Regions from separate parts of the Homo sapiens genome. Here all the other regions are linked to region 5. A link is a loop called in an ENCODE intact Hi-C map of the cell type or tissue named here. Cell type or tissue: endothelial cell of umbilical vein. All regions are shown on one strand. Links, peaks and the distances in the headings refer to the core of each region. The heading gives the core; the rest is flanking DNA.

What was found. Hi-C counts contacts between places; a loop is a spot of excess contacts. Peaks named below come from ENCODE experiments on the same cell type or tissue, not always from the same donor. Only the 100,000 strongest peaks of a DNase experiment are listed, where the experiment ranks them.
Region 1: it touches region 5 in a loop (15-fold over the local background); 13 of 110 quality-filtered maps call a loop at or near these places.
Region 2: it touches region 5 in a loop (20-fold over the local background); 8 of 110 quality-filtered maps call a loop at or near these places.
Region 3: a loop joins it to region 5, with 4 times the contacts of the local background. A loop is called at or near these places in 10 of 110 quality-filtered maps.
Region 4: a loop joins it to region 5, with 5 times the contacts of the local background. A loop is called at or near these places in 7 of 110 quality-filtered maps.

Annotation. Positions count from the first base shown.
Region 1 is chr13:60,623,355-60,629,575 of GRCh38, reverse strand. No RefSeq gene overlaps it. Among named protein-coding and RNA genes, the nearest start is that of LINC00378, 46 kb to the left of the region's middle. RefSeq lists an enhancer at 1-566. In endothelial cell of umbilical vein, for the core only: a CTCF peak has its summit at 2,291; no DNase peak of the experiment used is centred there.
Region 2 is chr13:61,878,095-61,884,315 of GRCh38, reverse strand. No RefSeq gene overlaps it. Among named protein-coding and RNA genes, the nearest start is that of LINC00358, 150 kb to the left of the region's middle. In endothelial cell of umbilical vein, for the core only: a CTCF peak has its summit at 3,309 (motif pointing left); a DNase peak (open chromatin) is centred at 3,305.
Region 3 is chr13:60,651,557-60,657,777 of GRCh38, reverse strand. No RefSeq gene overlaps it. Among named protein-coding and RNA genes, the nearest start is that of LINC00378, 18 kb to the left of the region's middle. In endothelial cell of umbilical vein, for the core only: a CTCF peak has its summit at 3,185 (motif pointing left); a DNase peak (open chromatin) is centred at 3,167.
Region 4 is chr13:61,408,376-61,414,596 of GRCh38, reverse strand. It overlaps PCDH20 (protocadherin 20), which reads left to right. Exons shown (of 2, transcript NM_022843.4): 2 at 631-4,912. The coding sequence ends at 3,354. Among named protein-coding and RNA genes, the nearest start is that of PCDH20, 4.4 kb to the left of the region's middle. In endothelial cell of umbilical vein, for the core only: a CTCF peak has its summit at 3,663 (motif pointing right); no DNase peak of the experiment used is centred there; H3K27me3 peaks cover 1,034 bases.
Region 5 is chr13:61,950,879-61,957,099 of GRCh38, reverse strand. No RefSeq gene overlaps it. Among named protein-coding and RNA genes, the nearest start is that of LINC00358, 76 kb to the left of the region's middle. In endothelial cell of umbilical vein, for the core only: no CTCF peak of the experiment used is centred there; a DNase peak (open chromatin) is centred at 2,799.

The DNA.
Region 1 (6,221 bases), core at 391-5,390, 1.3 Mb after region 5:
AAAATAAATATAATTATATAGGAAAATACATACCCTCTGTAAAACTCCAAACACAATTAAAGAATTATTGTGGTCATTTTAGCATACGTGTAAAAATTTGCACTGAACACCATTTACTGCTAGGGTACTAGAAGGAAGATGGAGCTGTCACGGGTGTCCTCTTCCACATAGCAGGTGGCAATTAGCACTCCAAAGAACTGAAACGGGTTTAATCCTGGAAGCCACAGGATTCCATTTGTGCTTTAAAAGACCACTTGGACTGCTATTTAGTACATTGTAGAAACAGGGAGTTAATTACTGGTAGTCCTAGATTGGAACAGAAGCAGAGGGTAGAACTAGGATTGAGCGGTGTTCGCAGCAACAAAGTCAACAGATTTAAAATCTGTTTTGAAGGTAGAATATGATGTTGATGAATTAGATGTGGAGATAACCTTATAAAATAGTAATATGTCAAAATATCTATAGTTCTCATTCTCTAAAGATGCTTTAGTTACTTCAACAGATTTCTCTGTTGTCTTCATAAGTTCTACAGAAATTAAAAAATAAAAATAAATATCTCTTGGCTAATCGTAACACTGGCAACATGGCTCACGCCATGTCCATGCATATACCTTCCACCAGGGAAAACACGTGGAACCACCAGAAGGTGTCAGAACTGCCACAAACTCTTTCAATTATTGATAATAAATTGTGACACACTATTTTATTCTTTAACATTCTCAAATTTTTATAAAGATAAAGAATTAAAGCCTTTTGCTATCATAGCCAGCTACTGTATGACCCCATTTCCAAATATATTGGTTACATTCTGACCCTGCTTCCTGGAATAATAAAATACACAAATGCTTACTGAGTGCTTGCTAGGTACCAGGCACTGTTTGTAACTCTTGTGAGAATTAACTGGTTTAATCCTCACTTCGGTCCTGGGAGGAAGAGAGTCTCATTATCTCCATTCACAGCACGTGAATCAAACATGTTTATTGCTTCCCAGACTTTAAGTTACAGAAGGAGCTCGGAGTCACACTGACACCGAACTGTGTGTTTTAACATGCCCAAGTTGCACTTGATGGATCTTAAGTGTCTTTACTGATTAATTTTGTTGAAAATACCCAAGGAAGATTCATAAAAATGTAGAAAACATACAAATATTGAGAAAACAAATCAGTCCCTCCCCAAAGATTGAGGATAAGCAATGTCTGTATCATAAAGAGATAAAGAGAAACTAGAAATGCAAGCAAATTTCTAAGCAAATAAACTTGATAGTACCAAGTATTCCAAATGTTATAAAAAATATACAATGAAACCAGCAAGGACCCAAGGACCCCACTTAAAGCTGGAAAAAAAATATGTAACATTGGGATACATAATGCTGAGCTTGATTTTCTTTTTCAACTGTCACACTCTAAACAGATTAAACTTAAAATTTTCTCAGAAGCCACAAGAACCGTATGTGTTTGTTGACAGGGAAGCCATACCACTGGGGCAGAAGTCTCTTACTTGCTTACACTTAAGTACTAAGCCTGTAATGAATGGTTTATAGTGGTACTAAGCCTGTAATGCACGGGTTATAATGGTTTTCAACCTTGACAACACATTAAAATCACCTGGTGTGCTTTCTTAACTAGCTTTCCAACCCCTGAAAGTCTATTCTGTTGGTCTGGAAGCTATCTGAGGCACCAGGAGTTTTTATAAATCCCCAGGAAATTCCAACGTACGATCAAAGCTTGAGAACTACTGCTTTAGATCTAGGCCTATGGAGGTTCTCACCACTGCAACATAGCCATGCTCCGGGCTTAACACTACCTTGAAAGGTAAGAAAATAAGCAAAAGGCTGAAGCCATCTTCTGAATTCCTATAAACCATCATGAGCACTTGGTTAGATTACTTCTTCTGCAAGCACTACCTGTTAGGAAACTTAGCTATCTAGCGAGCCAGCCACCGTTGACAGCTTCTTTTAGATGTATTTGCTTTAACATAACATGTGAACATGCTTGGACAGCAATAAATAGCACAGCTTTCTTCATTGTAACTACGAATTACGTTAACTATGGATTAGACAAAAGAGAAGATGGGAAAGGGAGAAATTGAGGACCTGATATGTGCTAGACATTATGTGCATTTGGCTTTGAATCTTTACAACAATCCTATAAGGAAAGTGTATTTTATTTTATTCCTCAGGAAACTGAGGTTCAGTGGGGATTGAGTGGTCTCCCAAGATCCCAGGGCTACCACAGAGTAACAACACTGGGGAGGTGACACAAACTGCTTTTTACTATACCACACTGCCCCCTAGGGCTACAGGGGTCTATGGCACGCGCTGGAAGTTAAAAGAATTTGAAATACCAGAAGGCAGCAGCCGGCTTGAAATCTTCCCTGGTAGACCTAATTGGATGTGATTGCTCTTTCTCCCAACACTTACAGCCTTTTCTGTGGGTACCACTGGCTTGGCACGGAACTCTTACTGCCTTTTGTTAATTTCTAATTCATGTGCTTTCAACTAATTGCCATTTACGCAAGCTCAGGCAGGGCGAAGACATTCCTGGTATTTTTTAATCTACCTCAGAGCCTAAAATTGCCTTAGAGCAGTGCTTCTCAAACTGTAATGTACATAGGAATCACCTGCGGACCTTGTTAAACTGCAGATTCTAATTCAGAAGGTTTGGGTGGGGCCTGAGATCCTCCATCTCTAACAAGCAGTCAGGGGATGCCAATGGTGCTGGTGAGATCATTCTTACCGTGAATAAAAAGAAGGCAATTATTCCACATAAATGGGGTTTTAAAACTAGACTTGAGGAACAAGCAGCTATGGTTGTGGCTTGTTAACTGAGGTTTCACCACGTATTTCAATCATTTTTTTTAAAAAGGTGCCTCAGTGCTGCATGCAACTATCAAGACTCTACAATCATCCCTTTCCTGTTTAATGAATCTTTGCAGATTGGTTATTTGATAGGTAGGACATCTCAATGTGAAAAGAAAGCACCTACAAAATACAGTTGAATTTCTCATGAATAACACAAAAGAACATTAACTGGTTGGTCAATGTTTTGTTTTGTTTTTAATTAAGGATAGCAGTCTATTCCTTCCACAATTGCTCCTGTAAGCCCTGGGACCTCCTCACATGTGGCCACAGTGTCCTTGGAGCTCCCAGAGTGATTGGGATACTTTTTTTCTTCTTCTTTTGAGAGCATCTCGCTCTTGTCACCCAGGCTGGAGTGCAATGGCGCTATCTCAGCTCACTGCAACATCTGCCTCCCAGGTTCAAGCGATTCTCCTGCCTCAGCCTCCCGAGTAGCTGGGACTACAGGCATGCACCACTACGCCAAGCTAATTTTTGTATTTTGAGACAGGATTTCACCATGTTGGTGGGGCTGGTCTTAAACTCCTGACCTCAGGTGATCCGCCTGCATCAGCCTCCCAAAGTGCTGGATTACAGGCATGAGCCACAGTGCCCAGCCCATGATTGGGGTACTTCTGGGGAAACCTGTGGGTAAACTCTATTAACATATTCTGGACCAAACACGGGCATTACAAACAGCAGCCTCCAGCTCAGCAGATGTGAGTTCAAGCTCTGGCAAACATTTTATTTCTCAAAGCTTCATTTTTCCTCCAGTACCACCCTCATGCAAGACTAAGGACCTTTGGCATAATCCAAAATGCCCAAACTCAATTTATTCACAAGATTATATTCATACACCCCATAGAATAGCTTTTCTCATTCACAATATTTCATTATTGATTTTGTGGTGACACAAAAGAGGGTTTATGCTGTATGTGATACTTTATAAATACTCCTGAAACATGTCATATTGTGGCTCAGAAGAAGACATCTCTATCCCACATTCACCTTTGTGCCCCCCGCTCCCAGACACCATACCATGATGGCATGGAGTTTTATACAGATGTAACTGTGTCCCTTGAGCAGCCTCAATTTCCTCAACTTTAAAAGGGCTAATAATGCCTAGCCTGGATGTTTCCATGAAAATTAAACATATATTTTCCTCCAGAAGTCCCTGGCAACCTCTAGCCAACAAATCCAGACCATTTCCCCCCATGCACCCTCCAATCTTCATCTTACTACCCTCATCCATAACCTCATCTCCCTGTATCTTCTTTCTTTTTAGAGAAATATGACTCTCTGTTAGTCTTTCCAGTTAGGATTCATCCTCTTTTGATGACAACAGTTAGAAATAACAAATAACTTCACACAGTCAGTTCTCTATAAATATTTGTTACATGAATAAACAATTGATCCACCTGTAAAACAAATCAAGGCCAGTAGATCCTAAATATTTAGTTCTAGAAATCTCTACTACTGAGCAAAATCAGTTGGGAAATATTAACAAATAGCAGCTGTTTATGACAAATTCCTTTTAATTCAATTTATTCAAGCCCCCATTCACAAAAAGAAAGGAACAAATCAAAGGTACCACCAATATTTAGAAATCATTTGAGAAATAGTGCAGCAGCCAGAACATCAGGCTGTCAGAAGTACTGTGAGTTTGCCTAAAGCTTACATCTATGACAGCTTTTTTTTTTTTTTTTTTTTTTGAGATGGAGTTTCGCTCTTGTTGCCCAGGCTGGAGTGCAATGGCGTGATCTCAGCTCACCACAACCTCTGCCTCCCAGGTTCAAGCTATTCTCCTGCCTCAGCCTTCCTGAGTAGCTGGGATTACAGGCATGTGCCACCACACCCGGCTAATTTTGTATTTTTAGTAGAGACGGGGTTTCTCCATGTTGGTCAGGCTGGTATCGAACTCCCGACCTCATATGATCCACCCACCTCGGCCTCCCAGAGTGCTGGGATCATAGGCATGAGCCACCATGCCCGGCTATGACAGCTTTTAAGATGTATATAGAAACATGCAAGAAAATGCCCAGCACCAGGAAATTTGTGTGATCCTCTTGATACCCATGTGAGACCACTCATGAATGAACTGAAGATATTGCTACTTCACATTGGAGATTATTATAAAGAGTAAAGGAAATGGCATATGGGTTTTCTATTCCAGCAGCACTTAGTAGATATTCAGAAAATTGCCCATTCTGGCTCATCTTGGTGGCTATTTCCATCCCATTGGCATGGGGAAGAAGAGAAGCAAAGGCTTAATTGACATGTTCGTTGACCTTATTAAAAAAGAAAGCTCTGACCATGACAAACATTTTATGTTAGGCAATCTTCGCTCTTGTAGTCTTCCAAAATCTTATGAGAGGTAGTGTCAAATTCTAAAACATGTAGTTGTACAGGTATGAAAAAATTGCACTCAGTGGCAGGGAAACAGGAAAGATAAACAGAAGAATGGAAAATCCCATCATTGCAAAGAAAAAAAACAAACTTCACAAAAAAAGATCAAATCACACCACCAAATAACATGACACTAAAAAGCTGTAAAAGAAAATCTATGTCCGGGCGCAGTGGCTCACACCTGTAATCCCAGCACTTTGGGAGGCCGAGGCGGGCAGATCACAAGGTCAGGAGATCGAGACCATCCTGGCTAACACGGTGAAACCCCATCTCTACTAAAAATACAAAAAAAATTAGCCGGGCCTGGTGGTGGGCGCCTGGAGTCCCAGCTACTTGGGAGACTGAGGCAGGAGAATGGTGTGAACACAGGAGGCAGAGCTTGCAGTGAGCCGAGATCATGCCACTGCACTCCAGCCTGGGCGACAGAGCCAGACTCCATGCAAAAAAAAAAAAAAAAAAAAAAAAAAGGAAATCTATAAGAAAGCCTTAAAGAAATGTGAAAAAAAAAAGATTATTAATTGAACAAAATTTGGCCTATAAGATAGGCAAACAAGAGACTTTTATCAGAGAGAAAATTTTATTAAAATGAAATTCATATATAAATGGCCCATTTGAGTGAAAGCAATTACCAGCTAAACAAGATTCATAGCAAAATGTCAGAGCCAAATGATTCAATGGCAAACGAAAAACAAAAGTCAGGACACAAGAAAGAGTGCATGTTATTTTATGTTATATATTTATGTACCAATGAAATCACCTTTTCTATTTTTCCCTAAAACTGTTGAGTATTTAAGTAGTAATTGCCTTTAGTGTACTAACTGAAAATCTACTTGATATCCTGTTAATTAGGTTATACATAATATAATCTAGGGGTTACAGTGAACACATTCAAAGGGAATGTGCTCATTATAAAATCCTATTACATGTGGTTACAGTCCCTAACGTCAGTAAGAAAACCTATGGGAATCCAGGTAATTTC
Region 2 (6,221 bases), core at 533-5,532, 73 kb after region 5:
ATATCTATACACCTATAGGGTTCTCAGAGAAAGAAAATGAGATAGAAGTATGATTTCAACTGTCATTAAGGTTTGAAAAATAGATATACTAACATTGCTTGAAGTCAAAAAGTATACTTTCTTTGAGCTTCAGCCAATCATTAGCTGAGAGCAGAACTTTATTAAAAGGGCAGAAATTTGAAATCTGTTTTAAAAGAAAAATAATAGTAAATATTGGGGTGATTTTAATTGTAAAAATTTAATGGTATACATATTTATAATTAGGAAAAGCTGCAAACATAACTAATAAAGATCAACATGCGTTATTTAAATAGAAACTAAATGAAGTAAAGATATCAAAGTATCAAAGCAATCAACTTGAATCGAGACTCTATCAGCAGAGAGGTCATAGAGAAGGAAAATAAATTTGTACTAATTTTTCTACTCAGTACAGGGAGTCATTAGACATTTACTTCAGTTGCTGAATCAAGAATAAATATTTCACTTTATCTTCAAACATATGTTTTTAAATAAATTGTCTTAAAGGCAAGCACTACCACAAGTAAAACAAATTCAAACCTTCCAAATTATAAAAAGGCAACAAATATTAACCTTCAAAACCTCTAAATATAAGTAATACTCTATATCTAATATATTGTAAAGGAAACATTACAAAGACAATGTGTCCTAAAATACTGTGAGAAAACTAAGTCCAAACATATCTAACTTAGGTATATGTGTATCAAATAACTCATCTATCAAAATAAACAGGCCTTAAAACTGGATCAGATACATACCTAAAACACAGATTGAAGGATTACATATTATCTTGTTTTCAAGATAAGAGCCATCCATTCTTTCCCTCCTGTATGTAAATCTATCCTCATTGAAAGATGGAGTTCATTCATGCCCTCCCTTTTTCTGTGCATATTTTGATGAATAAAATAGAACAGATGTGATGCTGGAGGATTTTTGAGGCTAGATCATAATAAACTTGGCAGCTTCTATCGAATCTTTTGGTATGTACACAATGAGGAAGCCAGTCACCATATAAAATGTTTTAATGTTTGGAGACTTCTGCTCTGTGAGAAACAGCAAGACAGTTACACGAGGAAGCTAAGCGGAGAAAAACACTGATGTTGGACCAACTCTCTCCTCACTCATCATTTCAGCCCAAATAGCAGACATGTGAGTGATGAACCCTTCAGTCATACTCTATCCCAACTCTCATTCATTTTGCTCACTTCTATATACCTAATGCTTAAAACTGCTACAATGAGAAGCCCTCAATGACCATATATTTAATAACTTAATTTTAGAAATTGTAACGGCCCAATTTTAAAAATTGTAACTGTAAAAGCATTTAATATAGATAATCAAAAAGTCAAAGAAAATTATTAATCCACAATTAGAGATGTTAGTAGTTTCCTATCGATTTTTATGTTGTGTATATATAGGTATTTTACATAATTGATTTACATTATTAATTTTGCTACATTCTTTTTACTTATTGTTTAAATTACTAACATATATTATATCAGTATCTGTTCTACAACTCATTTTAATTATTCTACAACATAATATGAAGTTATATTTATTGAGAGCCTGCCAGCTACTACCTACTGTGCTGGGACTGATTATATACTGCTACAGAAAACAGAAATGGTCCCTGCTGTTGCAGAGTTTTAATCTAGTATGAGACACAATCAGTAAATGTTGCTTGGGTTTCCTGGAAACAAGCCTCCAAGATAGACCTTATTTTACAAGTAGGCTTATCAAAGGAGTGAATTGGAGTCAATACCTGCAGAAGACAGTAAGAAAGCAGGGTTAGGCAGGGACAAATCAAGTCCTGGTATTTTATAGAAAAAAATTTACTAACCATGGTTTAATACCTCTGGTTTACTTTAAATGTAATTATTGGAGAAGTTTGATTAATCTGTAAAAGTTGATATATCAAAAAATATTATAAAATCCAATCACAAAATAAAAATATAACCACGTCAATCCTATGTAACTTCTATTAGTGTTTTACAATATATTTGTAGGCTGTTTTTTCTATGCAGTTTATATAGTGGAGATCACTCCATCAATCAATAAATATTTACTGGAGTTCTACTATATACAAGGAAATTTTCTAGAACTTGTAGAACAGTGAACAAAACCAAAAAGTTATTGGTCTCATGAAATTTACAATATAAAGGAAGAATTTTCTAGTATTTTAATGATAATTAATTTCACAAACTATCATTTCTACTATTTATTTAGCCATAACCTTATTGGAAATACTACTTGTTTTCAAGTTCTGTTATTATGAAGAGCTCTAAGATTAGATGTCTTGAAAATAAATCTTTTCTTAATTTTAACTTTCTTAATGATGTCTTGTAGAAAAACATTAAAACTAGAATTATAAGTTTAAAGGACTTAGGCATTTCACACATTTTATAATTGGCAAATCAATTTTCAAAACATTTTTATGCAGTTATATGTGTATAATAGAAGCAGTGTTTAAGGGTTAACACACAAAGTCTGTTTAGGACAAACATCTCAATATAAAAATAACTAGAGAGTTTTTTAAAATTATGATCCTACAGATATGACAAAAAATTGTTTAGAATATCTGATGCCACACTGTAATAAGACTTAGATAGACAGATGAGAGAGAGAGAACAAACGAAAGGAAGAAAGGGGGAAGGAAGATAGAGAAAGAAAGAAAGAAAAAGGAAGAAGAAAGGAAGGAAGGAAGGAAAGAAAAGGAAAGAAAGAAAAGAAAGGAAAGAAAAAGAAAGAGAGAGAAAGAAAGAAAAGAAAGAAAGAAAGAAAGAAAGAAAGAAAGAAAGAAAGAAAGAAAGAAAGAAAAAGAAAGATGTACTTATTCTATAATTGATCCAAAGAGATAGGCTTTGTGTATTGGGCCCTATACTGCTACACTGCAGGCCAAGATTCATTAGCACACAAGCCCACTGCACCAAACTCAAAAAGTTGTACACATCCAATTATTTTTAAAATAGCCAAAAGGAGCAGATGTTTAGCCATTTACGCTTTGCATAAAACATGGAACTGCACACCAAATTTGCTAGTTAGCTATTTTTAGCACTGAGGCCATTAAAACTCCAAGCCACAACTGTCCTTCAGAGCTCTTTGACTCAGAGACTCCTGCTATGCTGCTGAACTGTATCACTTAGACACTTAAGTCCCCTCTCTAATGCCTCCCTCCCCTGGAGTTCTTTTGCCCTCCTTCTCCACTAAGCAGCCTCTTTACCAACTTCTGCGTGAGTAACTTCTCCTGCAAGCAATGTCAAAGTAGCACCCAATGAGGCTTGCTTGTGATACTGCCACCTAGTGGTTACCTCTTTTCCCCTACTCAGGCCCCAGCTCCCTCAAACTTCCTACAGCATGTATACATAATTATATGTATATGTAAATAAGTCTATACAAATTTACTTGTATATGTTTCAACAGAATATTCATAACATATTTTGTATATAGCAGTTTGGATATGTATCCAAATGTATATTTGGGTTATGTCTGTGTGTATACACACACACATACACACACAAACACACACACATACACACACACACGAGAGAGAGAGAGAGAAGGAAAGAGGCACAAGGATTGTAAAGTACAACTGAGACAACTCAGCATTCTCTTCACTAAGGTAATTATAACCCTTAGTTTCTGTATTTTCGTGTGTATATTCTTCTCCCTTTGATTTCTGATGTTTTCTTTATAACATAGAATATGAAAAAGAATGATCCATTTTCAAGAATTACTTTTACAAAAGTACTATTGGAGAAATCTTCATCTTTGTTTATGTTCTTGCTGAAGGCATTATTTAGGTAACATTGATTTCTAAAGGACTTTTTTTTCTCCATTATCCTCTGGAAAAATATTTACTGAAAAATTTATTAGATAATAGGACTGACCCTGGGCTACTGTAGCTTTCTATTTATTTCTCTATCTAAGCACTGGCATTTGTCTTGGTTTTGTGCCTGTATTATTTTTGCCATTATCGATGTTCTCCGCTAGGCATGCTTTTTTGTTTGTTTGTTTTTTGTATGTTGGTAAATAGAGGAACATTTGATTCTGCTTCCTATGGCAAAATAAAGAACTTCTTTATAAAGATCCCAGAAAAAAAATAGAGCACTAGTTAAAGTTGGGTCACTTCTCATAGAGAAATTATCACCAGCAATATTTTCCATTGATATCTAGAATAGCTAGTCCTTTATAAACTACGTATAATAATTGCAGCAGATACTATGAAAATTTACTAGTCCATTTAAAAACAAATGGCAAACTCCATGCAAGGGATTTTTGTTTGTCTATTTTCCATCTATTCTATTAGTGCTCAGATATTTAAGTATTTCTAGTGATATATGTGCAGAACAAATCATACTAATTCCAAGAAAATTTGATATCCTTTGCTATTAAGCAAGGACAAATAATTCAAACATAATGTACTACTTAAATTACTATATAATTTACTTACTTTAAATAGTAAAATCATCAAATAAAAGATAGTTACTGTCTAACCAAATTCAAAAAAATGTAATGTGTATATATCAGTTTGTTTTCATGCTGCTGATAAAGACATACCCAAGACTGAGCAATTTACAACAGAAAGAGGTTTACTGGACTTATAGATCCACATGGCTGTGGAGGTCTCACAATCATGGCAGAAGGTGAAAGGCATGTCTCACATGGCCACAGACGAGAGAAGAGGGCTTGTGCAGGGAAGCTTCCCTTTTTAAAACCATCAGATCTCATGAGACCTATTCACTGTCATAAGAACAACATGGGAAAGACCTGCCCCTATGATTCAATTACCTACCATGAGTCCCTCCCACAACACATTGTGATTCAAGATGAGATTTGGGTGGGGACACAGCCAAACCATATAATTCCGCCCCAGTCCCTCCCAAATATCATGTACTCACATTTCAAAACCAATCATGCCTTCTCAACAGTCCCCCAAAATCTTTACTCATTTCAACATTTACTCTGAAGTCCATAGTCCAAAGTTTCATTTGAGACAAGGCAATTCCCTTCCACCTAAGAGCCTATAAAATCAAAAGTAAGATAGTTATTTCCTAGACACAACAGGAGTACAGGCATTGGGTAAATACAACCATTCCAAATGAGAGATATTGGCCAAAACAAAGGGGTTACAGGCCCCATGCAAGTCTAAAAACCCAGTGAGGCAGTAAAATGTTAAAGCTCCAAAATGATTTCTGTTGACCCCATCCAGGTCATGCTGATGCAAGAGGTGAGTTCCCATTGTCTTGGGTAGCTCCACTCCTATGGGTCTGCAGGTTACAGGCTCCATCCTGGCTGCTTTCACAGGCTTGTGTTGAGTGTGTGTGGCTTTTCCAGGAGAAATATGCAAGCTGTTGGTGGATCCATCATTCTGGGGTCAGGTGGATGGTGGCCCTCTTCTCACAGCTCCACTAGGCAGTACCCCAGTAGGGACTCTGTGTGGGGGCTCCAACCCCTCATTTCTCTTCTGCACTCCCCTAGCAGAAGTTCTCCATGAGAGCCCCACCTCTGCAGCAAACTTCTGCCTGGACATCCAGGCATTTCCATCATTCTCTGAAGTCCAGGCAGAGGTTCACAAACCCCAATTCTTAACTTCTGTGCAATGGCAGGCTCAACGCCATGTGGAAGCTGCCAAGGCTTGAGGCTTGCACCCTCTGAAGCCATGGCCTGTGCCCTACGTTGGCCCCTTTCAGCCATGGCTGGAGTGGATGGGACGCAGGGCACCAAGTCCGTAGGCTGCACACAGCATGGAGACCCTAAGCCCGACCCAAGAAACCATTTTTTTCTACTAGGCCTCCAGGCATGTGATAGGAGGGGCTGCCTTGAAGACCTCTGACATGCCCTAGAGACATTTTTCCCATTGTCTTGGGGATTAACATTTAGCTCCTTGTTACTTATGCAAATTTCTGCAGCCAGCTTGAATTTCTCCTCAGAAAATGGGATTTTCTTTCCCATCACATTGTCAGGCTGCAAATTTTCTGAACTTGTATGTTCTGCTTCTCTTATAAAACTGAATGCCTTTAACAGCACACAAGTCACCTCTTAAATGTTTTGCTGCTTAGAAATTTCTTCTGCCAGAAACCCTAAATTATCTCTCTCAAATTCAAAGTTCCACAAATCTCTAGGGCAGCAGCAAAATGTCAAGAGTCTCTTTGCTAAGACATAACAAGAGTCACCTTTGCTCCAGTTTCCAACAGGTTCCTTAT
Region 3 (6,221 bases), core at 762-5,761, 1.3 Mb after region 5:
CTTGTCTCTGTTTGCAGATGACATGATTCTATATTTAGAAATATGGAATCATCTCAGACCAAATCTCCTTAAGCTGATAAGCAACTTTAGCAAAGCTCAGGATACAAAATCAATGTGTGAAAATCACAAGCATTCCTAAACACCAACAATAAAGCATAGAGCCAAATCAGGAAGGAACTCTCATTCACAATTGCTACAAAGAGATAAACAGTTGTGCTACAGAAAAAAGAGAGAGAACATCCTTGGCCAAGTGAAGAAAGGGTTGCAAGAAGGAATGAATGATCAACTGAGGAGTGAAGTAAAATAAGGAATTAGAATTGTCTATTGAAAACAGCAATAGGGAAGCGCGGTTTTTGTGAAAGGTGATGGGGAGAAACTTGGTTGCAATAAATTCAAAAGAGAAAAAGAAGGATAGGAATTGGACACACTGATGATAGACAAATGTCCTAAGAAGATTTGCTATAACTGGAAACAAATAAGTGTTACTGAAAAAAAGATGTGAGATTAAGAGAGTATTTACCTGTTTAAATTGGAGAAAACTATACCATGTTTACATGGTGGGAATGAATGACCTGCTAAAGAGGAGATAATTTATGATGCAGAAGAAAGGGGGAACAACTACAATGCCAATGTCCTTGAGTAAGATCATTATTCAGGATTCAGTCAGTGAGGCAGAGCATATTACAATTACTCGTATGGAAATAAGGAATTTGTTATAGAGATTAAAATTTAAACTTGCGAGGGAGATGCTGGGGAAGTAAAGGTCTTCAAGAGGAATTTGCAGAGTCACAATAAAAAATAAGAGTTACTAAATCTGCCTGCCTAGCTGGCCTGGGTGGATAATTTGGAGCGTGCAGGGAAATCCAAGAAGCCAAGCATTTCTAGCCACCAAATTGGGAACACAATGATGGGGCACATGGAGGTTATCTATGGGAAGTTGGATTTGTGTGTAGCTACCACCTGTGCAGGTTCACAGCCAAACATCTGTTGGTAGGCTTGGGACCACCGTTGGTCAGCAGGGCCAGCAGTTATAACAGAAAGATGAGCTAGACACGGAGCAGAGGAGAGCAAGGACCAGCTGAGACCTCACAGACACCTCTGCACCTGACTGCCACACTCTCTGAGCACTACAACCTTCCAAAAATAATAGCCACTGATTTACTCTCCCTCCTAAATCTTGTGCAATTTCCTCTATCAGCTACTTCTAACCTAATCATATAAGGGATTCTAGAAAATACAGTTTCTAAATTGACAATAGCACAATCTAGGACTTTGCAACCCTTTCAACCTAGCAGCCACATATACCTCGTTTAACCGTCCTTAACTGTCAAATGAAGATAATAGTAAAAGGATGCTTCTACTTAATATGATGCAGTGACAGGTTATCCAAAATGCTTGCCCCACAAGTGTTTCATATTTCAAATTTTGGAATATTTGCAAATACTTACCAGTTGAGCATCCCAAATCCAAAATTCAAAATGCTCCAATGAGCATATTTTTTGTGTCATGTTAGTGGTCAAAAGTTTTGGATTTTTGAGCATTTTGTATTTTGTATTTTTGAATTAGGGATGCTCAATTTTTATCATACAACCAAAAACTGCTAATGCGCTCCCTAAAAAAAGGATACACATACTTAATACATCTTCAGGTGATATTTATTACTCTTCTCCCTGAGTTACATGCTTGCTTTGACATCTTGTAACTTAAATAAGATATAATCACTATTACTCATTTTTTTTTAAAGAGACAGGGTCTCATTCTGTCACCCAGACTGGGGTGCAGTGGCATAATCATAGCTCACTGTAACCTCAAACTCCTGGGCTCAAGTGATCATACCACCTCAGCCTCCCAAATAAGTGGGTCTACAGGCATGCGCTACCATACACAGCCCCCAAATTACACACTATTAGTCTTATATTAGTTGGTAGGAAAAGGAAAGAGGGGGAAAGAAATTTTCTAATTTGCTAATATATATTATATACAAACATATCCATATAAAAGCAAGGAAGAAAACATATAAATACTAAAAATTCTGTAACTGGCTGCATAGTTATAGAAGTATTTACAATGTCCTTTCTCTACTACCTATTCTATATTGACTTTGCTGTCACCTACCTATTCTATATTGACTTCAGTCAACGTGGAGTAACACACGGCTTCATTCCTAAAGGCCCTGCTGGTTTGGGGTGGTTTTCTATTACCTCTGTCAACAGAACATGAGAATACTAAAAAAGTACCTCCCCACACACATATCTCTAGCACTCCACATACAGTCTTCTCTGGCCCAATTGTGTAATAGCTAGTCTCTTGACAGTCGGGATAAATCACCCAGTATGGTAATTGCTTCTTTTTGCCTGTTGTTTTACTAGCATGAGAAACACTAAGTTGCCAGGTGACTGGCAATAAACAAACCATGGCTTAATTCAGAATGAGAGAAACAGGACCATATAACGGTCAACAATTCAGAGACTACTTCATCCTGGAGGACATTACTATAGCCCCACATGGCATTCCCACCCAGATGGTGCTCTAACTCAGTCTTCAAAGACATCCACCATCCTCTCAGGATAAGGGAGATGATGATAAGAGCAGTGAATTTAGCTGGGCACGGTGGCTCATGCTTGTAATCTCAGCACTTTGGTAGGCCAAGGCGGTCGGGATCACGAAGTCAAGAAATCAAGACCATCCTGGCCAACACGGTGAAAGCCCGTCTCTGCTAAAAATACAAAAATTAGCTGGGTATGGTGGTGCGTACCTGTAGTCCCAGCTACTCGGAAGGCTGAGGCAGGAGAATCACTTGAACCTGGGAGGCAGAGGTTGCAGTGAGCCGAGATCACGCCATTGCACTCCAGCCTGGGTGACAAGAGCGAGACGCTCTCAAAAAAAGAAGAAGAAGAAGATAAAGTATCCCAATCACTCCCTCTCAAAAAAAAAAAAAACAGTGAATTCCATGAGCATGAGCCCATCTTCTATAAAATGAGTTGCTTTGACAGAAGCAATGCTGTGTGGAATACCATGACAGTGAATATAACATTCTGTAAATCCATGGATGGTGGACTTGTCAGAAGAAATATAACAGAGAAGGCAAATACACATGTACAGTATCTATTTCAGTAAGAACAAAGTTCTGTCTCTTCCAAGTTAATTTAGTGCAGCATAATCACACTGCCGCCCAGTGGCTGGCTGGTTATCCCAGAAAGTGGAGCCAAATCCAGGGCTCAGTGTTGATCTCTTCTGTTGGCATATTGCACACTCAGCAGTGGCTATGGGCAATCAGCCCTGGTGAGTAAAAGTCCATGTTGCTGAATGAACCTGGGCATAACTTTCATCCCTGCCACCATGGTCATTTGTTCCTGAGTCCACTAGAAAGGACATAGGTGTCTGGTGAAAGAGACTGACCAACATCTACAAAATGGGTCATTTCATCTGCCTGATAATTTCTCTGCTGAGATTTTTCTTTGGCAAGCATTAACATGGGACACAAATATATGGACAGTCTATACCCTTTTGGACAGATTCATCTATGTACTTCTTCCCAGACCTCCTAGTTATTAGCTTTCCAATCTTGTTCCTTCCAAGTCCCTGACCATCAAGCTGAACTCTTATCCACTTACCATGAAATGATGCAGATCTCTACCTACCTCTGATCATCTCTCTCCTTCCACGAGAAATGGAAAAAAAAGAGTAGTGCTCAAAGTACTGCCTCTCTTGAGAGAATTTCTCTCCACCACATTTTTTTAAATAATTTTTTTATATTTTAAGTTCTAGGGTACATGTGCACAATGTGCAGGTTACATATGTATACGTGTGTCATGTTGGTTTGCTGCACCCATTAACTCGTCATTTACATTAGGTATTTCTCCTAATGCTATCCCTCCCCCATCCCCCCACCCCACAACAGGCCCCAGTGTGTGATGTTCCCCAACCTGTGTCCAAGTGTTCTCATTGTTCAGTTCCCACCTATGAGTGAGAACATGCAGTGTTTGGTTTTCTGTCCTTGCGATAGTTTGCTCAGAATGATGGTTTCCAGCTTCATCCATGTTGCTACAAAGGACATGAACTCATCCTTTTTTATGGCTGCACAGTATTCCATATCCACCACTATTTTTCAAAAATACCCCAGAGTAGGGTTCCAGTGCTATCTCTGTACACTTTCTGGTGATGCCAGCACATTTTGCAAAATCATCTGTAGAGTAGGCCCTATTTTGTCTTCCTTAGCCATCAAGTAATGAGAGAACTTCGCCCAAGGCCATGGGTACAGACTGGGAAGGAGAAAGCAATGTGGCCAGAGGAACGACCATGGACATCTGTACTACTTGCCTGTGCAACTTATCTGAGACTTCAAGATCTATTCAAACTTAGTCTCACATATACCACCTACACTTGATAGAATGCTGCTACACACATGCTACAGCGTATTACTGAATCAGACAACAAATACATTATGATAGTTATAATAAGTTGCTGATGTCATGTGTAGGGCCTAATAGCAAGCCTGAAGTTGTTTCTCAAAATAGTTATCTGAAAAAGGTCACATAGCTTCACTCCAAAATTCTAAAGGTTAGTGATATCATTCACATATTACAATCTGCTAAAGGCCCCATAAAGCATTTCTGCCCCTGCAAGTACCATCAAATCGATCTGTTGGGTTATACTGCTTAGTGGCAGAGATCAGCGCTATGCCACTACCTTTGTTGTAAAAGAGTTTACATGCAGCAACTTTATTCTTCAATTTGGAAGGAATATGTCAATGTACCATGAGATTGCCTAGAAATTTAACAAAGTGAAAGGTCTCTACATTTGTTTGGGGAGTGGGGGGGCTTAGTCATTTTCTACCCTCTATTTTGCATGTGTTTTACCAAGATATCTAGACTAGTTGCTACTTTCTGCTCACTAGTTCAATTAGCTCAACATCATTAAATTAGTGGTGCAGCACAATGTCTTATGGAATGAAGAGGTAATCAAGTTTCCTATGGACAAGATGGTAAGAGAATTGGAGAGGAATTTTAATCCTGAGGTGGGATACTGAAGAAGTATTGCTGGCTTTGCTTATTAAAAGCAAACGGCTTCTGATGATGTCTGTTAACAAGAATTGAGAAAAAAAATCACTGTATCAGGGTTGAAATAGAACATATATATATATGATTGATGGCAGGGAATTGGTTTATGGAATTGTAAAGGCTGGCTGGGCAAGTCTGAAATTCATAGGACAGCCTGTCAGAAGGACAGGCTGGAACACTCAGGCATGGGTGCATGCTGCTGTTCACAGATGGAATTTCTGCTTCTTCAGGGAAGCATCGGCTCTGCTATTCAGATGTTTCAACTGAGTGAATCAGCTGCTCCCAAACCACCTAGAATAATCTCCCTTACTTAACATCAACTGGTTATAGAATTTGATCAAATTTACAAAACACCTTTGTAGCACCACCTAGATTCATATTTGGGTGAGTAACCAGGGATTACAACCTATTCAAGTTGTATAGCAGGTACCAGGGGTATTGATGTTTTCTCCAATAAATAAACCCTATCTAGAATAACAGTTGTAATAAGATTCATCACTTAGTTCAGTTTTCAAAAATACTACTGTTGTTCTCTAAGATCCATCTACTCTCTGCAAAGGCCAAATAGGTGAGTTGAATTAGGATATGGTAGGAATCACCACTCCCATATCCTTCAAGTCCTTGATACCGGCAGAGATCTGAAAAACCCCTCCAGGAATACAACATAGCTTTTAGTGTATGATTTTTAGAACAGAGCCATCCTAGTGGCTTCCACACAGCTTTTCCTACAAGACAGCCCTCTCTGCATGTGTGAGGGAATCAGAGTGAGGGTTCTCCCAGCGGCTAAGTATGTCTCCTCCAACTATAAATTTCTGACCTGAGAAAATAAACATTGAATAGCTTTGGGGACCAATTGAGCCACTTTGAGATGGATACAAGCCAAAATTCCATTAATTATCTCATTTCCTTAAGTCCTTATTCTTATAGGTAGACCACTGAGATGTTTTGAGTCTCTAACAATTAGTGTCACTTCAGAGCCAAAATGTCTAATTAGTTCTCCTTTCCCAATTCACAGACACCCAGGTAAGTAACCACCGGTCCTTTTAAAGAAAGTAGAGAAAAAGATTTACAGTATAATTTCTGGCAGAGTAGGGGGATTCTTCCTCAAAGAGACCCAGGCTTCTCTTCACTTAAGGGACTGTGTGAGCTGGGTCAGTCCAG
Region 4 (6,221 bases), core at 653-5,652, 540 kb after region 5:
GTTTGATTTCAGATGTGTGCTAAAATAAAAATCACTCTTTCCGACCTAAGACCTAAAGTGTTGGAGGTGGAGGAGGAAGTGTTGGTATTTTTTCTATATTATTATTATTATTGCGATTGTGGTTGTTTTTATGGTTCTCTTAGTAAGGGATGTAACACACTGCGTGTTCCAGCACTCTAATGGCAGAATCACTTCAAGGAGAAATAAATTGCCCACCTTTCAGTGCTCTCTACTACCAGCCCCCTCCCTCCCCATCACCTACCCTGGGTTTCCGTGTCGCTTTGCGCAGTCTCTGAGTCGGAATCCTCTCCACTCCGGTGTGTGTTTCCAGGGATGTTTTACGGTTTGGGATTCTGAATGTTAGCTGGATGAGGGTGGTGATGGGGAAACGAGGGGGGAAGGCGGGGGCGGAGGGGATAGAAAGTGAACAGCAAAATTAAGTTTTGGAGACGATATTGCCCCACAGATCTCTCCTTCGCAGCAGGGTTCTTCTCCGCCCCCGTTCTAATTAGAGGTTTTGCTTCTGGGAACGGGGATGGGGACAGCAAGGATCACAGGGGCGCTAGTTTCTCTCTCGGACCCCTATTTCCCCGTGTGTGTAATGAGCTTTCTTCCCTCCCCCAACTCCAGCATCTGTTTCTGTTTTTCCTCTTCGTGGGACCCTTCAGCTGCCTCGGGAGTTACAGCCGGGCCACCGAGCTTCTGTACAGCCTAAACGAGGGACTACCCGCGGGGGTGCTCATCGGCAGCCTGGCCGAGGACCTGCGGCTGCTGCCCAGGTCTGCAGGGAGGCCGGACCCGCAGTCGCAGCTGCCAGAGCGCACCGGTGCTGAGTGGAACCCCCCTCTCTCCTTCAGCCTGGCCTCCCGGGGACTGAGTGGCCAGTACGTGACCCTAGACAACCGCTCTGGGGAGCTGCACACTTCAGCTCAGGAGATCGACAGGGAGGCCCTGTGTGTTGAAGGGGGTGGAGGGACTGCGTGGAGCGGCAGCGTTTCCATCTCCTCCTCTCCTTCTGACTCTTGTCTTTTGCTGCTGGATGTGCTTGTCCTGCCTCAGGAATACTTCAGGTTTGTGAAGGTGAAGATCGCCATCAGAGACATCAATGACAACGCCCCGCAGTTCCCTGTTTCCCAGATCTCGGTGTGGGTCCCGGAAAATGCACCTGTAAACACCCGACTGGCCATAGAGCATCCTGCTGTGGACCCAGATGTAGGCATTAATGGGGTACAGACCTATCGCTTACTGGACTACCATGGTATGTTCACCCTGGACGTGGAGGAGAATGAGAATGGGGAGCGCACCCCCTACCTAATTGTCATGGGTGCTTTGGACAGGGAAACCCAGGACCAGTATGTGAGCATCATCATAGCTGAGGATGGTGGGTCTCCACCACTTTTGGGCAGTGCCACTCTCACCATTGGCATCAGTGACATTAATGACAATTGCCCTCTCTTCACAGACTCACAAATCAATGTCACTGTGTATGGGAATGCTACAGTGGGCACCCCAATTGCAGCTGTCCAGGCTGTGGATAAAGACTTGGGGACCAATGCTCAAATTACTTATTCTTACAGTCAGAAAGTTCCACAAGCATCTAAGGATTTATTTCACCTGGATGAAAACACTGGAGTCATTAAACTTTTCAGTAAGATTGGAGGAAGTGTTCTGGAGTCCCACAAGCTCACCATCCTTGCTAATGGACCAGGCTGCATCCCTGCTGTAATCACTGCTCTTGTGTCCATTATTAAAGTTATTTTCAGACCCCCTGAAATTGTCCCTCGTTACATAGCAAACGAGATAGATGGTGTGGTTTATCTGAAAGAACTGGAACCCGTTAACACTCCCATTGCGTTTTTCACCATAAGAGATCCAGAAGGTAAATACAAGGTTAACTGCTACCTGGATGGTGAAGGGCCGTTTAGGTTATCACCTTACAAACCATACAATAATGAATATTTACTAGAGACCACAAAACCTATGGACTATGAGCTACAGCAGTTCTATGAAGTAGCTGTGGTGGCTTGGAACTCTGAGGGATTTCATGTCAAAAGGGTCATTAAAGTGCAACTTTTAGATGACAATGATAATGCTCCAATTTTCCTTCAACCCTTAATAGAACTAACCATCGAAGAGAACAACTCACCCAATGCCTTTTTGACTAAGCTGTATGCTACAGATGCCGACAGCGAGGAGAGAGGCCAAGTTTCATATTTTCTGGGACCTGATGCTCCATCATATTTTTCCTTAGACAGTGTCACAGGAATTCTGACAGTTTCTACTCAGCTGGACCGAGAAGAGAAAGAAAAGTACAGATACACTGTCAGAGCTGTTGACTGTGGGAAGCCACCCAGAGAATCAGTAGCCACTGTGGCCCTCACAGTGTTGGATAAAAATGACAACAGTCCTCGGTTTATCAACAAGGACTTCAGCTTTTTTGTGCCTGAAAACTTTCCAGGCTATGGTGAGATTGGAGTAATTAGTGTAACAGATGCTGACGCTGGACGAAATGGATGGGTCGCCCTCTCTGTGGTGAACCAGAGTGATATTTTTGTCATAGATACAGGAAAGGGTATGCTGAGGGCTAAAGTCTCTTTGGACAGAGAGCAGCAAAGCTCCTATACTTTGTGGGTTGAAGCTGTTGATGGGGGTGAGCCTGCCCTCTCCTCTACAGCAAAAATCACAATTCTCCTTCTAGATATCAATGACAACCCTCCTCTTGTTTTGTTTCCTCAGTCTAATATGTCTTATCTGTTAGTACTGCCTTCTACTCTGCCAGGCTCCCCGGTTACAGAAGTCTATGCTGTCGACAAAGACACAGGCATGAATGCTGTCATAGCTTACAGCATCATAGGGAGAAGAGGTCCTAGGCCTGAGTCCTTCAGGATTGACCCTAAAACTGGCAACATTACTTTGGAAGAGGCATTGCTGCAGACAGATTATGGGCTCCATCGCTTACTGGTGAAAGTGAGTGATCATGGTTATCCCGAGCCTCTCCACTCCACAGTCATGGTGAACCTATTTGTCAATGACACTGTCAGTAATGAGAGTTACATTGAGAGTCTTTTAAGAAAAGAACCAGAGATTAATATAGAGGAGAAAGAACCACAAATCTCAATAGAACCGACTCATAGGAAGGTAGAATCTGTGTCTTGTATGCCCACCTTAGTAGCTCTGTCTGTAATAAGCTTGGGTTCCATCACACTGGTCACAGGGATGGGCATATACATCTGTTTAAGGAAAGGGGAAAAGCATCCCAGGGAAGATGAAAATTTGGAAGTACAGATTCCACTGAAAGGAAAAATTGACTTGCATATGCGAGAGAGAAAGCCAATGGATATTTCTAATATTTGATATTTCATGGTGGAATAACACAGAGAAATGTTTTAACTGACTTTGGATCTTCATCACCTAAAAAAGAGTGTGTTGATGGCAGTTCCAATGAAGGACAACTAATTTATAACTTGTTCTATATTGTAAATAGCTGTTTACAGGTTTTTAAATTTAAATTCAGAGGTTATAAAATGTGTACAGCATTTTTAAGTGAAAATTAGTACTAACAGCTATAGGACTTGTATTTAAAAAAAAAAAAAAAGCTTGGACATGGTTTGCAGCTTTCATACACCAAGCAGATGATTGATAAAACCTGGGAGTAAGGTAAGAAAAATGGAACAAATTTTTATCTAAAAATTCCTGTCACCACAAGAGGGCATCAGCTGCTCCTTTGCAGGAAACTGGGGTATTGTACTTGGCAGTTGTACATGAAATTAATGAAAGAGTATATTTTAAATATATTGTTTTTAACATTAAACAAATATGAAATTAAAGTAAATTAAATTTCACCCTATTTAAACATATGATAAAAAAAGAAATGCACTTGTAAACAGAATGTTTATTACCTCATAAGTGCATATATAGTGTGAAAGAGAAGGCATTAAAAAGAAGTGCAATTCCTTTTTAGCAAGGATAAAATCATTGCCTTGTGTTACAGATTCAGCCTGCTGAAGAGTATTCCACTTTCTGTGTACTCGAATTGCTTTCTGTTTGCTTTACCACTGCACTTGTTATTATTACAAGGGAAATAGATTTATACATACATATATATATTCTTCATTACAGGAAATGTAACTAGATATTGTGCCCAAGAAAAACAGCCAGAAGCAAAGAAATGCTTCAATCTTTAGTTGCTTCATAGGCATTCATGACATTTTAGTGCTTTCACAACTTGTTGGTCGTACTTTATACTTGGGTTATATATTAGACTTTTATAGGCTTGAAATCATCCATCACATAAGAAAATAGAAATCATATTAAAAGTGAATTCTTCTAGAGGCTTGTGTACACTACTGGTTGTTTTAGTTGGGCCTTTTATATGAAAGTTATACTGTACTTATCTTTTTGTTGTTGTTTAGGTTTGTTGACTACCATTTCTGGCTTCCTTTCTTTGGTTTTGGATTAAATCCAACAGTTTATTTGTAAGCCCTGCAGCAGATTTCTTTGATAATTTAGCTTTTACTGAATCTCTTGCAATGAAGAAAGCTATTTCATCAGTGATTTATCACTTTCAATTCATTGTGTGAGCTGGAAATATTATTTTATATGAGAGCTATAGCAAAATAATCTGTATAAACAAGGAATGTGTTAGCTTAAACTGGATCATTTTACTTTTTGGCATCATGCATCTGTACTGTACCAAAAGTGTTTATATGTCTGCAAATTAAAGGTATATATTTTCATAATTTCTTTCTCACTTTTAGCATTTTATATTTGAACATGGGCTTGTTATTTCACTGAAGTGCCTGTCATTTGTTTGTTTTTAGGGTTAAATGTGGGTAACCTGTAGTATTCTGCTATACTAAAGTTTATATTAAATGAATTCATTACTCAATTAAACATTGGGTAAATTATTAAATGTGTGTGTAGTTATAGACATATATATAGTAGAAAGAGAGTATGCCTAAATGTTTGATGTAAGTTCATATGAAAATTTGCACCCATGTATGTGCACATGCATATTAATTTATTATAGATTTAATATCATTATAAATTTTCATTTTACTACAGATTTATAACAAATCCTCTGTTAGCTGTGTTGCAATAGCTTGCAATAATTTTTAAAACAAAAATACTCTACAAAAAAGACATTGAATGCAAACAACCAAGTTCTTTTAGATTTGTATTAATTAACTCATTTATCTTATTTTTCTTCAATTTGAGAATTTCAATAAATAAAATAATAAGTATATGAGGCAGCAATGTTTGTTACAAAAAGTAAATATATTTTTATTGGAAATTCCTTTTGTACGAGAGGCATCTGAGCTAAGAGACTAAGATCATTTAACCCCCAAAACTTTTCATTTATAACTGATATGTAGCAATGGAGGAAACATCTCTTACTAGTCATATTTTATTTCTTATTTCTCTTTTTTAAAGAAAGGAACTTCATGAGATAAAAGTAACACTATTTATTTTTAAGAAGCCTCCATAAGTGCAATAATTTTACCATCAGTATAAATAGCACAATTTTCGATTCATTTCCAAATCTGAAGAAGGTTCATGTGTTTTGGGGAATGGACTTGATCTCCAGCATGAGAAATGCCTGTAACATTAATAAAAAGATGTATTTCTGAATAACTTCTTGTGGCAGGATTTCCTTTACAAAAACATCTCATTCACATTAAAAACATTAATAGCGAGGAAAGCTAAACTAAATTAAACTAAAAGATAAAAGCCCCTTTTTACTGACACCTTGTGCTAGAATAGTTGCCAAAATGTATGCTAATCATGTCAATGTTGTTAGTTGAGCTGGCACAAAAATAAATGTTCCATTCATTAAAACCCCTAATATCCATTTAACAGTTTGTGAACCAATGAGTTCTCTTTGCCCAATTTAATGAAGAAGAGATTGCTGTGATCTTTGCACTGCCAAATTCACTCTTACACTACAGAGAAAATTGTTCATTAATTTGAATTGGGAAGTTTAAAACCAACATAGCAATTTCAGCTACAGGGAAAAAAACAATTTACGTTATTTGACTACTTAGGGTAGATTTCCTGACCCTATTAAAAAAAAAAAAAAAAAAAAAAAAGCCCTCCTGGCAGTTAGGCTTTCATCAATGGTAGTTGGAAAAGAAGAGAAAAATAAATTCTTTTTAAACAGTTTTGTAGTATTGATGCATTAAAAAATGTAAATTTTGAGTGTTTTAGATGTTCTACATGTA
Region 5 (6,221 bases), core at 762-5,761:
AATGTATATACATATATATATATATATATATACTCACACAGCAATTTTTTTAGTATAAGAGATTTGATCATTGTATAAGAAAATTACCAATAATTATATAAAATCAATAAAAACAATTATCTTCACTGGGAAAGATAAATGCTTCTTAAATAAATAAGATCAAAATCACATGAAATAAAATTTAAAATGTTAAAAAATGATGTCTTTTGCCATTAACACATACAAATTTCAAAAATCTTAGGTTGGAATAATATATTTTATTATATGTTTAAAGAATACTTAAGTAAATTAAATATTAACTAATTTTTACTGTAAAACTGCCCATAAAATGACATAGCATTGGACATTATTTTTTAAATTTACAGTAAAATATTATTTAAAAATATGTGGTTAGTTGAAAAATGAAAAAAAGATCCTTATTCTCAATCCTTCCTTTATTCATGAATTTTGCAATGTATTTTTGCAAGTCCTCACACTGAGGTGAATCCGTTTTTCCCACCCCTTCAATCTGGGTTGCCTTGTAATTAGAGTTAACCAATAACAGTAGTAAGATGAAAATGTGCCAGTTCTATGCTTAGGCCTGCAGAGACAGGACTTGCATGCTTCTGTTCTTAGATTCCTATATGTGCCATGAGAATCAGCTTAGGATGATTTTCTGGAGGATGAGAGACCATGAGGAACAAAACTGAGGCAACCTACTTTTCCAAGTTGAACCTCAAACATATGAGAGCACTCAGCCAATATCAGCAAATCACCTAGCTATCCTCTATCCTATCTGACCACAGACATGTAATCAATTCCAGTGGTATTGGCCAAGGAGTTTTGTAGTGGTTTGTTACATCATATGACTGTAGCTGTAGATAATTAAAACAGAATCTTATACATAACTATATAGAATTCTGTAGATTCTTTAGACTAATTGTGTATATCCCTGCCCTTGACCTGCAATCAGCCTAATCACAAATATTAAAAACTCTTTAAGAAGTTACTAACTTTATTCAGTAAATAAATTGTAAGAAAAAGGAAGATAGTGGTAAAGGTAATTTTACTTGACAGACTCAAAGCACACTTCAATAAAATGTCATATGTGGCTTTGTTTAGATCCTAACTTTAATAAATAAATTATAAGTAAAAGCATTTGTGATTCATATAGGAAGAATTAAATACTAAAATTATTGATAATAATTTTGTATTTTAATAGTATAATGACAATATTGTGAATATGTTTTTTTAAAAAAGAATCTTAATTTTTGCGACCAGCATTATCACACCAGAGCCACATAAGGACATCACACACACACACAAAAAGCTACAGACCAATATCCTTGATGAAAGTAGATACAAAAATTCTCAACAAAATACTAGCAAACAGAATTCAACAACAATTAAAAGGATCATTCACCATTATCAAGTGTGCTTTATCCATAGGATGCATGGATGGTTCAACATATGCAGATCAATAAATGTGATACACCATATTATCCAAATAAAAGAAAAACAAATATAGTCATCCCATTAGATGCAGAAACAACATCTGACAAAATTAAACATCTTTTCAAAAAAACTCTCACCAAATTACATATAGAAGAAATGGACCTCAATACAATAAATGCCATGTATGATGAGCCCACAGTTAACATAGTTAATGGTGAAAAACTGACACTTTTTATATAAGACCTTGAAACAAGACAAGGGTGCCTGTTCTCACCACTTCTATTCAATATAGTATCAGAGGTCCTTGTTAGACTAATGAGACAGGATAAATAAGTAAAAGACCTCCAAATAAGAAAAGAAGTGAAATTGTCACTATTTCCTCATAACATGGTCTTATATATAGAAAACCCTAAATATTCCACAAAAAGTGTTCAAACTGATAAATGAATGCAGTAAAGTTTCTGGATAAAAAATTAACATAAAAATCAATACTATTTCTATGCACCAAAAACTTTCTAAGAGATGCTTATTGGATTATTTAAAGAGGATATGATATATTTGGAATTTAAAAAATCCAATGTTAGTAGTAGAGAAGTGGGTTATACTATAGGCTAACACTTCTTAAAGTTTAACATACATGAGAATCATCTTTAAGATGTTTAAGAAGTTTAACATGTATGATTCTCAGATGATTCTGAGAATGCAGATTCTAATTCAGTACTTTTGCCGCGGGACCTGAGATTCTACTTGTCTAGCAAGCTCCCAGACAAGCCCACCTATTGTAGTAAGGTTGTAAATTTGATGAATGGCCATAAATACATAATTGTGTTTCTGGGTAATGGGTACATGAGGATTCATGGAATCATTGTCCCTATTTTTACATATTTTAAACATTTTTATAATTAAATTGTTTAAAATAATATTTCTAATTCAGTGAGGACCTAAATTCTGTGGGTTTTCTTTTTCGCTGACTTTAAATAAAATAACTATTTTCAAACGATGAACCATTGTGACCTAAGGGAGTTCAGGAAGCTTTGATGGAGGAGGTATTATTTATAGTTTGGCCTTGATGAGTGGACAAATATCAAAAATGTGGAATGAAGGAATGAGAGTGGAACATTCTAGGAGACAAAAACTGGCTTAGTAAATGCATAAAAGCAAAAATGGACATGGGATGTTTACACAGAAGACGACCACCTTGCATGGCATGCAAATGGAAATGTATTTACAAATTTTCAGGGTTGGAATGGAATTTAAGAATTCAAGATAGATCTTGGTGTTAGCTTTAATTGTGGAGCTTAGTGATCAAGTTGGAAAGCAAAAAACCAGAAACATAATTTAATGAACCACAAGATGGCAACAAAGTCCCTTCGGAACACATCTCACAGTTTGCCTCTTCCCCACCATAGGATAAAATCTGGAGTAGAATTCGAGAAGAAAATAGGAAGTCAGTCTTCTAAGCAAGTAGTTAAAATAATTAAAATTTGAACCTAGCTATTACCAAGAATGATTTAATCATCAGGGAACTCATGCATTTTAATCAGAGATATTAAATGCATTTATTAGCTCACATTAACTGATAGAAAAAGTACACATTCATATTTGATAAGTTTATTCTTCCTTAAATATCTTGGGCAAACAGCAGATAAAGTTTTACTGGAAGCACTAATAACACCACTAAGATGAATTCTGCATCTTTATTTATTATATTCATTATTGTGAATGGTTTTTGAATACCTATTCAAAACTGATGATACAGAGTAAAACAACAACAACAACAAAAACCTGGTGAATTTTTTCTTCCTAAAAGTTTCCATACATAGTGAAATTAATATTGTTATTATAAAAGAACATATGATTTAAGTATACCTATTTTTCTGATAAATGTAACATATTTATAAATTAGATTTCTTACATTATGTTTTGACCATACAAGGATCACTCTGGCCCTGTTTTTAGGTGCTCACTTTTTTCGTGCTAAATTTTTAAAGACACTGGAAACAAGGAAGTTGACTATTGCATTAAGATATTGCTATTAATGAGCTGTATGTGTAACTTGTCAAAAATTTCAGAAGCAAAACATAAATTTAAATAGAAATTTGTTGTGAATTTACTATGTGCTATGTAATATGTAATTTAAACAATAGTGAAGTAAAAATAAATAAAGCAAATTTGAAAGAATGTATGGTGAGCAGCGTTAAATGTGGAAAAACATTCAAACAAAGCCATAAAATTCTTTCTTGAAAATAGTGGTTAGGAATTCATTAGTTAATTAGTGATTGAGAGTTTCATCATCAATGATAAGATAAAATATTCTTATTTTAAATTAAAAGTGAAAATTTGTACAGTAATTGGGTGCTACTCTTTCAAGAACTTGGGCACAGAAGGGAAAAAGAAAGCTAGGACTGTATCTTAAGTGAGAATTCAAAATAAAGACAATTTAGAATAAAACAGTTGGATTTACTATGTAGGAGTGTCAGAGTGACATGATTTACAAGTTTGGGCTCTACTTGTATATTATAGATTAGTTTAAAAATGTTTTATGTGGGAAATAATATACACTTTAGTGTTTAATTAGTGTGGTATATTATGGTTTTATATTATGTTGGTGCAAAAGTAATTGTGGTTTTTGTCATTACTTTCAATATAAAAACTGCAATTACTTTTGCACCAACCTAATAGATTTAAAAATATATCGTTTACTCTCAGGGTTAAGTCTACGTTTCAAGTTAAACTGTTTATGGCTACAAAGTGAAAATTATGTAACTGGGAATGATATGAAACAAATTTTATTAAGAAAGACCAATCAGAAATGATTTTGAAACTTTCAAAAAGAAATATTATTTATAGTTTACTATTTCATATGGAACAAAGGACTTATAAACCATTGCATAGTGAAGATTTTCACAGTCATGTTTTTAATAAAACATTATAAATGGTTAGTAATCACCATAAAAATTGCAGGCAATTGAATGTCTCTAATTAATGATAATTTTTAAATACGTTATTTTATTTATCTTACTAAATTGTTTGGCAAATAGGCTTCATTAAAAAACATTAAGGTAATCAGCTTGTGCCTCCAGTACTAATTCTAAATTAAAGGAGACCTATTAATACAGAATTTTTTCATAGAAATTGACACGTGTGACTCCTTCTATGAACTGTAAACCTTTGTGTAGTATGGGTGCTTGAAAATTAAATGTCAGAAAATAAATTTAAAAATATGTGAAATATAAAAAATTAAATTACCATTTTGCACAATTAATTACTGAACTAATTACGCTCTTGAAACTTAGAGCTCAAAAAGCTTTTTAATGCAATAGCATAGAAGGCTTGTGTCTTTAGTTAGCCAAAGTTACTTGATTTTTTCTCTTTATTCATTACTGAACAAATCTTAACATTCTTGGTTTCACGACAATATTGTTCAAGAACACCTAAGCTCTCTCTTGGCTGATACAAAACCACTCTTAACAGCTTAGGTGAGATTCATTGAAAAGTGATCTCTTAAATAGAATGAGGTGCTTAGCATCCATTATTTTATTATTGGTTAGAAGAGAATGTTGGAACTCTTTAGGGTTCAAATACTTTATGAATAACTTGGAACAAAGTGAGATGTGTGTTGTTTAGAGGAGCAACATCAATACAGAAGATTTAGTAATAGGAATTTCATTTTTCTACGTTTGTTAAAACAAAATTATTATGACAGAAAGAACATTTAGATAATCCACATATTCAGTACTATTTGCCCGAAAGTAAAATATTCATTTATATTTGGTTTAATAACTGGCAAAATGTGACTCACAAACTGTGAGCACATTGTCTTAAAACCACATTTTTGTAATCCATCATTCTCGACAATTGAAAGTTGACTTTTGTTCCTAAGTAGGTAATTTATCTGTGTAATATTTTCCATTACTATTCAGTAAATATTGCTTGGGGATAGTGTGAGGTGGTAATTCCCTTTTTAAATAAGTTATCTATTTTTAAATCATTTAGAAGACATTGTATTCTAGCATTTGTTTAATATTATCATCCTTCAAGCTATGGATTCAATTTTGTTTCTTAAGATTTTCATTATATTTGCAAGCCTTATAAAATTATTTTTCTTTATGCCAATTAAATTATACATGGGTCAAACTAATTTATACCATTAGACTTTCATCCTTATAATTCCTAATGCATGTTGAGTTTCCCTTATCTGAAATGCTTGGAACCAGAAGCATTTAGATTTCAGGTGTTTTTAGATTTTGGAATATTCGTATATACACAATGAGAAACCTTGGAGATGGGACCCAAGTCTAAACACAAAATTCATTTATGCTTCATGTGTGCCTTATACATATAGCCTGAAGGTAATTTTATACAATATTTTTAATACAACTCTGTTGTGCCAAAAACAAAGTTTGTATATATTGAACCATCAGAAAGCAAATGTGCCAAATGTGAAATTTTCCACTTCTGGTGTCATGTTGGCACGCAAAAAGTTTTGAGTTTTGCAGCATTTCAAATTTCAGATTTTTGGATTAGAGATGCTCACCTTGTAACATTGGTGGAAAACATGTTATGAGTGCAAGAAGAGTTTGTAGGACCCCTTTATTAGCTAAAAGATAAGCTAGTTCGGCCGGGTGCGGTGGCTCACTCCTGTAATCCCAGCACTTTGGAAAGCCGAGAAGGGCGGATCACCTGAGGTCGGGAATTCGAGACCAGCCTGACCAACATGGAGAAACCCTGTCTCTACTAAAATATTTATCAGAAAAAGTCAAGAAGAGACAGATAGTCATGAAAGA